Regions from separate parts of the Mus musculus genome. Here region 1 is linked to region 2. The links are chromatin loops, found by intact Hi-C in ENCODE. Cell type or tissue: heart. All regions are shown on one strand.

Region 1 (5,000 bases), 79 kb before region 2:
CTGGGGGTACACAGTCCCAAGATCTCTGCTTTCTAGGTCTTTGTCTTAGTTTGCCCCTTGCTTTGTCCGTGTCCCTAGAGTCTCCGGCCCCACTTAGTCTCCATTGATTTCCTTTCCGACCGAATACTCGGTTTTACCTCCCACTGATTTGACTCCCTCCTTTGCTTGTCTCCATCGCCGTGGCATTGCCATTCCTCTGGGTGACTCTGGGTCCACACCTGACACCTTTCCCAACTTTCCCCAGCCGAAGCTGGTCTGGTATGGGAGGCCGCCGTCCCGCGCGCGCCTCCTGCTGGCCGCGCCCCAACACTGCCGCTCCATTCTCTTTAGAGCGCCCGGGCCCGGGCGGCGGGGTGTGCGAGCCGCGGGGCGGCGAGCCCAGCTCGGGCCCGGTGCGGCGCGAGCTCAAGCAGTTCCTCGGCTGGCTCAAGAAGCACGCATACTGCTCGAACCTTAGTTTCCGCCTGTACGACCAGTGGCGTGCTTGGATGCAGAAGTCACACAAGACCCGAAACCAGGTAGGAAAGTTGGGGGAGGCTTGCGTGGGGGGTAAAGGAGCAGAGGAAGAGAGAGACCCGGGTGAGCAGCCTCCACAACACCGCACTCTTCTTTCCAAGCACAGGACGAGGGGATCCTGCCCTCGGGCAGACGGGGTGCGGCGAGAGGTAAGGGGGTCTGGGTGAGTGGGGCCTACAGCAGTCTAGATGAGGCCCTTTCCCCTCCTTCGGTGTTGCTCAAAGGGATCTCTTAGTGCTCATTTCACCTACTGCAAAGAGCCCCAGGTTTTACTGCATCATCAAGTTGCTGAAGGGTCCAGGCTTAATGTGGCCTCTTTTCTGCCCTCAGGTCCTGCCGGCTAAACTCTAAGGATAGGCCATCCTCCTGCTGGGTCAGACCTGGAGGCTCACCTGAATTGGAGCCCCTCTGTACCATCTGGGCAACAAAGAAACCTACCAGAGGCTGGGGCACAATGAGCTCCCACAACCACAGCTTTGGTCCACATGATGGTCACACTTGGATATACCCCAGTGTGGGTAGGGTTGGGGTATTGCAGGGCCTCCCAAGAGTCTCTTTAAATAAATAAAGGAGTTGTTCAGGTCCCGATGGCCAGTGTGTTTGGGGCCTATGTGTTGGGGTGGGGGGAGGGGTAGCATACCCCCTCCCCACCTATAAATTTCGATCCTGTTTTCTAGAACACTACCTGTCCCAGAACTCCTTGGGGGTGTGAAATCTTACACCTGCTCTCCCTGTTTCCCTGGAGAATCCCCCCTCACCCCAAGATGGCTGACCCATCCCAAGATACAGAGCTGATGGGAAAGCTGCAGAGGGAGAATTCTTTATTGCGTGAGGCACATTGGAGGGCAGCCCAGCAGGGCACGACCTCAGCCAGCTGGCGGTCAGGGCTGGGCTCGACGCCATGGGCCTCTTTTCCCGGCTTCCTCTGGTCCCTGGGGAGCCGCCCTCACTCGGCAGATTCCGCATCAAACCTGAGTTCCTGCAGAACCTCGCCGATCGCCTCCATGGTTTTAATTACCCTACAAGAGCGGATGGAAACTATAAATAAAACCCAGATGGGGTGAATTAGCTGAGCTGCACAGCTAGCGGGGAGGGGGGCTATGGCAAGCCTTGGGCCCTCCTGCTTGCTGCCAAACCTCAAGCCCAGCCTGGGAGCATGCCCAGGAGGCCGGGTGGCTCGTTGGGTCACAGTAGGCTCATGGGAAAGGCCATGGTGGTGGGGGGAGGGGATGTTTGTGCATGCCTATCTATGCATAGAGACCTGCAATAGACCTAGAGGGGTTCACAGGGGAGCAAGTGACTGGTCACATTCAAACTCCTGAAAGCAGTGGAAACTGTAAGAGATGTGATATACATGCACATCCTAGGAAGTACGCATCTGGGAGCACCAGAGTGCATCAGAGTGTCTGCCCTCTCTGACTGGCTCTGCGCTGGGCTGACTCAATCTAAGGTGCCAATCTAAGGTGGCAAGCCAAGGGGCCAACAGGGCTCACTTTATTTTCAGCTGGTGCAACTTTTCAGGGTCCTGTTCTGACACTCCTGGTGTCCCCATCACCTGCAACAGTGCCACCTGGAGGAGGAAATGGGAGTTACAGTAGACAAAAGCCACACAGAGGGAAGGAGGGCCAGGAGTGGACTCTAAGGAGAGCAGAGCTTGAGTGGGAGGTAGCGTATGACTTGCTTTTAGGGCTCTCCTATGGAAGGAGGTACAGAATATGGTCACAGTTTGGAAAAACCAGGGAATGGTGGCAGGTATGGTGGGTGTGGCCTCCACCCCAGTGGCCGGACATGGAGTTCGAATTCTAGGATGGAAATGGAACTCTGCAGAGTTTGGGATTCTGCACTAAGAATTCCAGACCAAAGAGCTACATGGTTTACAGTGGGCAAGCTCCTCCCCTGCTACCACTGGCTATAAGGTTAGGGTAGGTGGGGTCTTGGGATCTGGGTCAAGGACCAAGGATGACAAGTGTCTGAGGATGTTTGTGGAAGAAGTAGTTTGTGGGTTCCAACGGTGATAACCCAGAGTTAGGGACTTAAACAGCCACAGTGGTCGATGCGTTGGGTTTCTGGAGTTCTTAGGACAGCTTTACAGAGGGGCTGGTATAATTAAGCAAAAATTTGGGAGGGAAATGTAGTTAGCCAGGAAAGAGTGGGAGAGGGCCCAAATGCATAGAGGTGTTTGGCAAAAATAGTAGTAGGTCGGGGTGGCTGGGAATGGGTTGTGGACCATGCCCCACTCTAAAAGGAGAGGGGTGGTGGTCTTACCGTGGCCAGGCGCGTCTGTTCTAGCTCCTGCAGGCTGCGCACGTGGCGGGCGAGCACCGGTTGCGCTCGAGGCCCTGCCAACTCTGCTTCCACTGCCAATACCTCCCGCGAGGCAGCGGCGAAGGCCTGGGTCACCTCGTGCACGACACTCCGGTAACTCGGGAAGTCATAGTGCTGACCACTGAGCAGGTACTGACGGTGAGCTCTGCAGTGGACCGGGAGGATGCTGAATCGACACGCTGACAAGCAGACCACGCTCCCTGCTCCAGCTACGTGGAAGATACCCCCGACTCGAAAGAGACAAACCCGAACTCCACAGACTGGGTCTGTCAGGACAGAGCTAGTGCTTAACCATCTCTGCACTCAGAGAAATGAGGGATCTTGTGGAGGGTCACACCACAGCTGCTCCCGCCAGGCCACGCCCACGGTCACATGCTGCTCTACACCTATCTACCCTGCTACTAAAAGCTACACCCTCAGCTCTACCCAACTCCCCCAAATAGACAGGCTTCAGTGTCACAGATCCTTTTACCCACCCTTCTAGACTTCGCTTTCAAGTACGCCCTGCTCCCGGCAGCAGCACTCCTGCATCTCCTGGACCAGATCTGGCTCTCTCCCCACCTCTTCCGACCAAGTCCACAACCTAGGTCCTCCCAGCCACGCCTCCAGCCGCCTCCCCTCAGGTCCCCCTCAGGCAAGCTCTCCCAGGGCCCGCCCCCTCCTCCAGCCCAGCCCGCTCACTGGTCTAGACGGCGGAAGGCCTGTGCGCGTTCATTCTGAAGCTGCTGAATCCTCTGCACCAGTGTAGCGATCGGGGCGTCTCTCTATGGGGGTGTGGGGCCATGAAGCCGGAGTCCTGAGCCCATCCCGCCACCCCGCGCCCGTCCCACCCGCAACCGGGCTCACCCAGGCCCACGCGGACTCCGCAGACCCGGGACCGTCTGCAGCAGCCAACACCTCTGTGGCGGCGGTGAGCATGACTGCGCAGTCAAGTGGCACTAGGGAATGGCCGCTGCGCCCCCTGCCGGCCGGGAGGTCCACCACCAGCCCGCGCGCCTTTGAATTCGTTTTTTTTTTTTTTTTTTTTTGAGACAGGTTTTCTGTGTAGCCCTGGCTGTCCCTGCCTCTGCCTCCCAAGTGCTGGGATTAAAGGCGTGTGTCACCACCGCCTGGTGGAACTCTAAATAGTTTCTAAAGCAACTAAATGGTTAGTTCCAGGGCTGTGTACATCCGCCAGATCCTTGCAACAAGCGGGGCTCGAATAGGGCCTAAATCGAAGTTAAGGCCACAAGTATTTCTGTACCGGTGATGCTTACGAATGTAGTTGAACCAGTTTTGGTTTCAGTGGCTGAGTACTAGTTGCTGTTGCAGGACTGAACCCAATGACACTACCCACATAGCCACTCACACCTATATGCAGGACACCTAATGCACCCCCAGCCCCCCAGACAGGGTTTCTCTGTATAGCCCTGGCTGTCCTGGAACTCATTTTGTAGAGCAGGCTGGCCTTGAACTCAGAAATCCGCTTGCCTCTGCCTACAGAGTGATGGGATTAAAGTGCACCACCATGCCCATCACGCATTTTTTTTTTAAAAGTATTTATTATATGTAAGTACACTGTAGCTGTCTTCAGACACACCAGAAGAGGCATCAGATCAATTATGGATGGTTGAGCCACCATGTGGTTACTGGGAATTGAACTCAGGACCTCTGGAAGAGCAGTCAATCAGTGCTCTTAACCACTGAGCCACTTCTCCAGCCCCTAACAAACCTTTTGATGTCATCTCACATAGTGCACACAAACCATCCATTCAGATTATACCTTTGAAATGGGATTCCCAGCACCGGGGAGGTAGGATATACTCTGAAAGCTTCCTTCCCTAAATTACTTTGGAGATGTTGGTTGCACATACATGGGGGATTTGCAAGCTGCTGGCAACCAGGTTCGAACCCACGGAACCTTCCAAATGACAAGACAGACTGCATACCTGAAGTCAATTACAAGCAACATGGCCTGTCTAAGACTCCCCACGATGGGTGAAATGGTCCTAGACGCCCTAGAGTACCCAGCTACTCATGCAAAAGTGTGCCTGATACTCAAAAATCAAAGGTAGATGAGGCGGCCTCATAAACTCATATAAAGTGTGTTGCCTGTAGTCCCTGGTGCCATGCCTGATGGTGAACTCTATCAGGTTGTCCAGCAACTTAACTGGCGTACA
Region 2 (5,000 bases):
TTGGGGACAGTATAAAGGTGGATTGGGGTGGCCTGGCCCCTGTGCTCTGGTGACAACATAATATCAAGTCTCAGAGAAAGCTCTGGAATCAGGAAAGACCATGGTCAGCCTCTGCCTCAGCCAATGGAGTGCATGCATGCAGTATGCAATGGCTCCAGAGGCATCTGAGGCTCTATGCAGCTCCCATGGCCTCTGATCAGCCATGCCAGGTCTGACCTTGGCAACCTGGTACTCTTGAGTGTGTGATGCATCTTGTGAGGGGCAGCAGTACCCCACAGATTTTGAAAATGGGCCTATCTTGGGCAGGGGTCACAACCTGGTCAGGTCTTTTGCAGTCTCCACAGGTCATCAGAGTCCCTGAGCATCTGTAGGGAGGAGCCATAGCCTTTCAAGACTATGCCTTTAGTGTAGGCAGGGTAGCCCAGGGTATTGGATGTATCAGGGGAGCTGAAAGCCTGTCCTAGGATGGGATACCTTAGGTAGTGCTGGTCAGTGGGACCACATACCATCGTGGAGGATCCTGCGTATGGGAATGAGTGCTCCTGCTTGGAGTAGCTGTGAGTGAAAGGCATGGCAGCACACCATTTAAATCTTAGTGCTCAATCAGGAAGAGACTCTGCTGCCAGCTTGGCATGCTGGCATACCTGTGGTCTCAGCATCCTCAGACAAGAAATTCTGAGCCCAAGGTCAGCCTGAGCTATAAGGCAAGACCATGTCTTCAAAGCCCATTAAATATATAACTCATTCCTCTCAGATCTTTTGTTTTGTTTGTTTTTCGAGACAGGGTTTCTCTGTATAGCCCCGGCTGTCCTGGAACTCACTGTGTAGACCAGGCTGGCCTCGAACTCAGAAATCCACCTATCTCTGCCTCCCAAGTGCTGGGATTAAAGGTGTGCGCCACCACTGCCCGGCTCCTCTCAGTCCTTACTGAGGTTGTGGACTCGGCATGGTTGAGTGGCTGATACAGGTTGTGGACTCGGCATGGTTGAGTGGCTGATACAGGTTGTGGACTCGGCATGGTTGAGTGGCTGATATGTGCATATATTGCACTTGGCACCTAGCAAGGCCAGCACAGACACAGCCTTGGTCCCTTCAAGGCCTCTCATCAGATTCTTTGAGCCTGAGAGAAAGCCTGAGATGAAGTAGTTGTGGCAGGGAGAGAGGATTGGCTAGTGGCCACCATCTGAAGGGTGGGGCTTGTGGGGGCTGTGGGCATATTGATGACATACTGTGCCTCATCAAGATTGTCTGGGCCTGCAGCAGCTCATGCGCAGGGGACCCGAGGTGGTGTGACATGGCTCCAGAGCTGCCACCACCCTGTGCTCCCCAAGCACTCACACCCCCACTCCCACCCCTGCTGCCTTGGCAAGCAGTGACAGTCATTGAGAACTGGATGTGTTGCAGGTGGCCAGTGTGAACCCCAAGGATGGCACGTGCACGCTGCAGGACTGCATGTACAAAAGCCTGCAGAAGGACTGGCCCGGCTACTCTGAGGGGGACCGGCAGCTGCTGAAGCGCATGCTCATGCGGTAAGGCACGCACTGGCCTCAGCCTGCCAGACGGCTCACAGTTATGGCTGTCCCCAGCCAACTGTGCATCTCCTCTGTGCCAGGGTGTCCTGTCCATGTCCCCATGGCTTCCCACGAGCCTCTGGTGTCCACAGAGTGTGAGGTAGACTCCAAGGGAGCAGCACAGTAATTGCCCACTCCCCCTGGGTGCTGGTGCTGTGAGCAGAGCTGCTCGCCGAGATTGCTAGTGATTCCTCAAGTTCAGTTGGCACCACCGAGTTCTGGGCTCATCTCCAACCTGTGCCTAGGCCAGAGCCTGGGGGTTCCACGTGCTTGGAGGTGGAGAGGGCACATGATGGCAAGAGCCTAGGCGCTCGCTGCCTGGCACAGGCTCCTGGGCACTACAGCCAGCTTACTTGCTTTTCTCTTTCTTTTTCCCTGACAGTCCCTGATAGGGTTTCTCTGTGTAGCCCTGGCTGTCCTAGAACTCATTTTGTTAACCAGGCTAGCCTCTAACTCAGAGATCAGCCTGCCTCTGCCTCCTGAGTACTAGGATTAAAGGTGTGTGTCACCATGCCTGGCTTCTTTTTTTTTTTTTGGGTCAGTGTCTTGTCTTACAGAGACAGTACAGGCCTTAACTCCTGCCCATCTTCTGTCTCCACCTTCCAGTAGTGCTGGGCTGACAAGTGTGTGCCCATTGTCAGGGTCACCTATACCCAAGTGCTGGAGGTGTCCACATAAGGCCTGTCACTGCTCCACAAGCACGGGTGTACAGGGCCAGCATGCCTGGGCTAGTTACCACCACTGATGCCGTGACCCGTTATGAGTGATGAGCCATTGGGTACTCGGGGCCAGATCAGGGTGGGAGGAAGGGACCACACACAAGGTCACCACTGACACACAGAATGGCCTTGTGCTGGTGGAGTCCTGATGTGCTGTAGGCAAGGTATGTGTTCATATTTGACCTGCAATTCTCCCTCTCATTGGCAAGCCCAGGCACTAGCTGCCTGCGCCTCAGCATGGCAGAGTGGGAGTCCTCTCTGAGCACCACATGGGCTCTGCTTAGCAGCTGCCCTGTGTACAACACAGCTTGGGTTCTGAGAACCTGGCCCTCTCTGTGCAGACATAGTCCCGGGGCACAGTGGCAGTGCCACCATAGTGCCTCTACCACTCCTCTGCAGGAAGCTGTGTCAGCCACAGAATGCCACTACAGACTCCAGCCCGCCCCGAGAGCATGGACGCTCTGCCTCACCCTCTCAGGTACTTGCCTGGGGGGGTGGTTGAGTGTGGGGTCCTCACTGGTACACCACAGCCCTTTGTAACCAGTGTCCACTGCCTGAGCCACGCTCTTTGGGGGGACTTGCTGTCTTTGGGGCTGGGAGTGTCTTTCTGAGGCGTGTGCCTCAGGCACCTTCACTGCCCAGTCAGGGCCTTCTTTTCTTCTCTGTCTGGGTGCTGCTTCTCTTGTATGTGTGGCCAGCTGTGTGCCGGCGCCCCTGTGTGGCCACAGCAGGCCCTGCAGGTGGCTACTAGTTCCCACATACTTCTCTGCTCAGCCTAGTCCCCATGGCTTTTCAGAAACGGCCTACAGACTTCATTGACCCCCTGGCCAGCAAGAAGCCCCGGATCTCACATTTCACACAGCGAGCACAACCCACCCTCAATGGCAAACTGGGTGCCCCCAATGGCCATGAGACACTGCTGCCTGCTCCAGGACCCACCCCATCAGACACCCTCAGCTCTAGCCATCTGCCCCCACGGCTGGAGCCCCCAAGGACCCACGACCCCCTAGCTGATGTCAGTAATGACCTAGGTCACAGTACCCAGGACTACAAGCACCAGGAAGCCACCCCAGCTCCAGCACCCCATCTTGGTCTTCCCCTGCTGACGGACTTTCCTCAGGCTGAGCAACCTACTAGCTCCTCACACACCCACAGCCGACCCAAGAAGAAGTCCAAGAAGCACAAAGACAAGGAGCGGCCCCCTGAAGAAAGGCCCCCCGCCCCACAGCCTGATGCACCTACTGCCCCTGCACTACCGCCAGATGCCCCAGGTGAGTGCCACTTGGTTGTTTCCTCTAATATGTGGGATGTGAGACCACTACTGGGGTCAGGACTTGGGGCCACCATGGCAGGCCACCAGCCTACTACTCAGTGCTTGGGGCTAGGAGCTGAAACACTCAGATAGGTAACATGGAATGCAGCGCTTTCAGGGAGTACTGAGATGCCCTGAGCCAGAGAGGCAGAGGGAGAGTAAAGAGAACAGCTGTATGCAGGGATATATCCAGGCCAAGGCACAGGTAGGTACACTGAGCCCAGGGAGCAAAGGTTTCTGGGACCGGAGGACACTGAGAAATGAGACATCTATCTCTGTGGCTCCTCACACAGCAGGACGCGTGAGGTACCCTGTGATCAGAAGGCCTTGAGAACAATCCTCTGTCCATAGTATAGTGAGAGCATGGATCTGGTGTCGCAACCCTGTGCTTGCTATGCCCTTTAGTCCTAATCTCTTGACACCTATCTTAGTTAGGATGTTACTGCTGTGAACAGATGCCATGACCAAGGCAACTCTTAAAAAGGACAGTATTTAATTGAGGCTGGCTTACAGGTTCAGAGGTTCAGTCTATTATATTCAATGCAGGAACATGGCAGCATCTAGGCAGGCATAGTGCAGAAGAAACTGAGAGTTCTACATCTTCATCTGAAGGCTGCTAGCAGAATACTGACTTCCTGGTAGCTAGGATGAGAGTCTTAAGCCCACTCACCAGGGCCAAGCATATAAGAACCATCACATTCCACTCCCAGGCCCCCATAGGCATGTTTAAATACATGAGTCTATGGGGGCCATTCCTAAACATAGCACAATAAAAAAGTACATTTAGTCCAACTTCAAAAGTCCCCATAGTCTATAGCAGTCTCAACAATGTTAAAAGTCAAGCTGGAGAGGTGGCTCAGTGGTTAAGAGCACTGACTGCTCTTCCAGGGTCCTGAGTTCAATTCCCAGCAACATGATGGCTCACAACCATCTATAATGGGATCTGATGCCCTCTTCTGATGTGTCTGAAGACAGTGACAGTGTACTCACATATGTAAAATAAATAAATCTTTTTAACAAGAAAAGTTCAAAGTCTCTTCTGAGCTCCATCCAATCACATAACTGTAATCCCTGAATTAAGACAGGAAACCAGATGGACAAACTCCAAACTCTGCATCTCCATGTCTGATGTCAAAGCAGTCTTCAGATCTCCAACTCCTTTTCATCTTTGTTGACTGCAACAAACTTCCTTCTCCTGGGCTGGTCCCACTCCCTGTTAGCAGTTTTCCTCAGCAGATAGCCCACGGCTCTGACATCTCGAAAATCTTGGGCTCTCCAAGGCAGCTTCAGTGTTACAGCTTGTTTCAATGTCTGGGATCCACACATGATCTGGACTTCTCCAGCTCTTCCCTCTGTAGCACTCTAAACTTAGGTTGATCCACTCCACTGCTGGATCTC

What was found. A loop is a pair of places that touch in the nucleus more often than their neighbours do. Peaks named below come from ENCODE experiments on the same cell type or tissue, not always from the same donor. Only the 100,000 strongest peaks of a DNase experiment are listed, where the experiment ranks them.
Region 1: it touches region 2 in a loop (4-fold over the local background); 2 of 42 quality-filtered maps call a loop at or near these places.

Annotation. Positions count from the first base shown.
Region 1 is chr8:70,502,975-70,507,974 of GRCm38, forward strand. It overlaps Crlf1 (cytokine receptor-like factor 1), which reads left to right. Exons shown (of 9, transcript NM_018827.4): 7 at 331-518; 8 at 623-665; 9 at 847-1,104. The coding sequence ends at 860. Rex1bd (required for excision 1-B domain containing) reads right to left here and starts at 3,778. Exons shown (of 5, transcript NM_025577.3): 1 at 3,688-3,778; 2 at 3,523-3,605; 3 at 2,782-2,986; 4 at 2,010-2,086; 5 at 1,321-1,535. The coding sequence starts at 3,759. The coding sequence ends at 1,463. In heart, CTCF peaks have their summits at 297 (motif pointing left), 2,091 (motif pointing left) and 3,798 (motif pointing left); DNase peaks (open chromatin) are centred at 297, 597, 1,507, 3,517 and 3 weaker places; H3K4me3 peaks cover 2,895 bases; H3K27ac peaks cover 1,228 bases; H3K27me3 peaks cover 1,373 bases.
Region 2 is chr8:70,582,468-70,587,467 of GRCm38, forward strand. Ell (elongation factor RNA polymerase II) reads left to right here. Exons shown (of 12, transcript NM_007924.2): 6 at 1,405-1,529; 7 at 2,690-2,768; 8 at 3,087-3,561. Among named protein-coding and RNA genes, the nearest start is that of Isyna1, 9.5 kb to the right of the region's middle. In heart, a CTCF peak has its summit at 3,010; DNase peaks (open chromatin) are centred at 1,435, 1,784, 2,342, 3,024 and 1 weaker place; H3K27ac peaks cover 716 bases.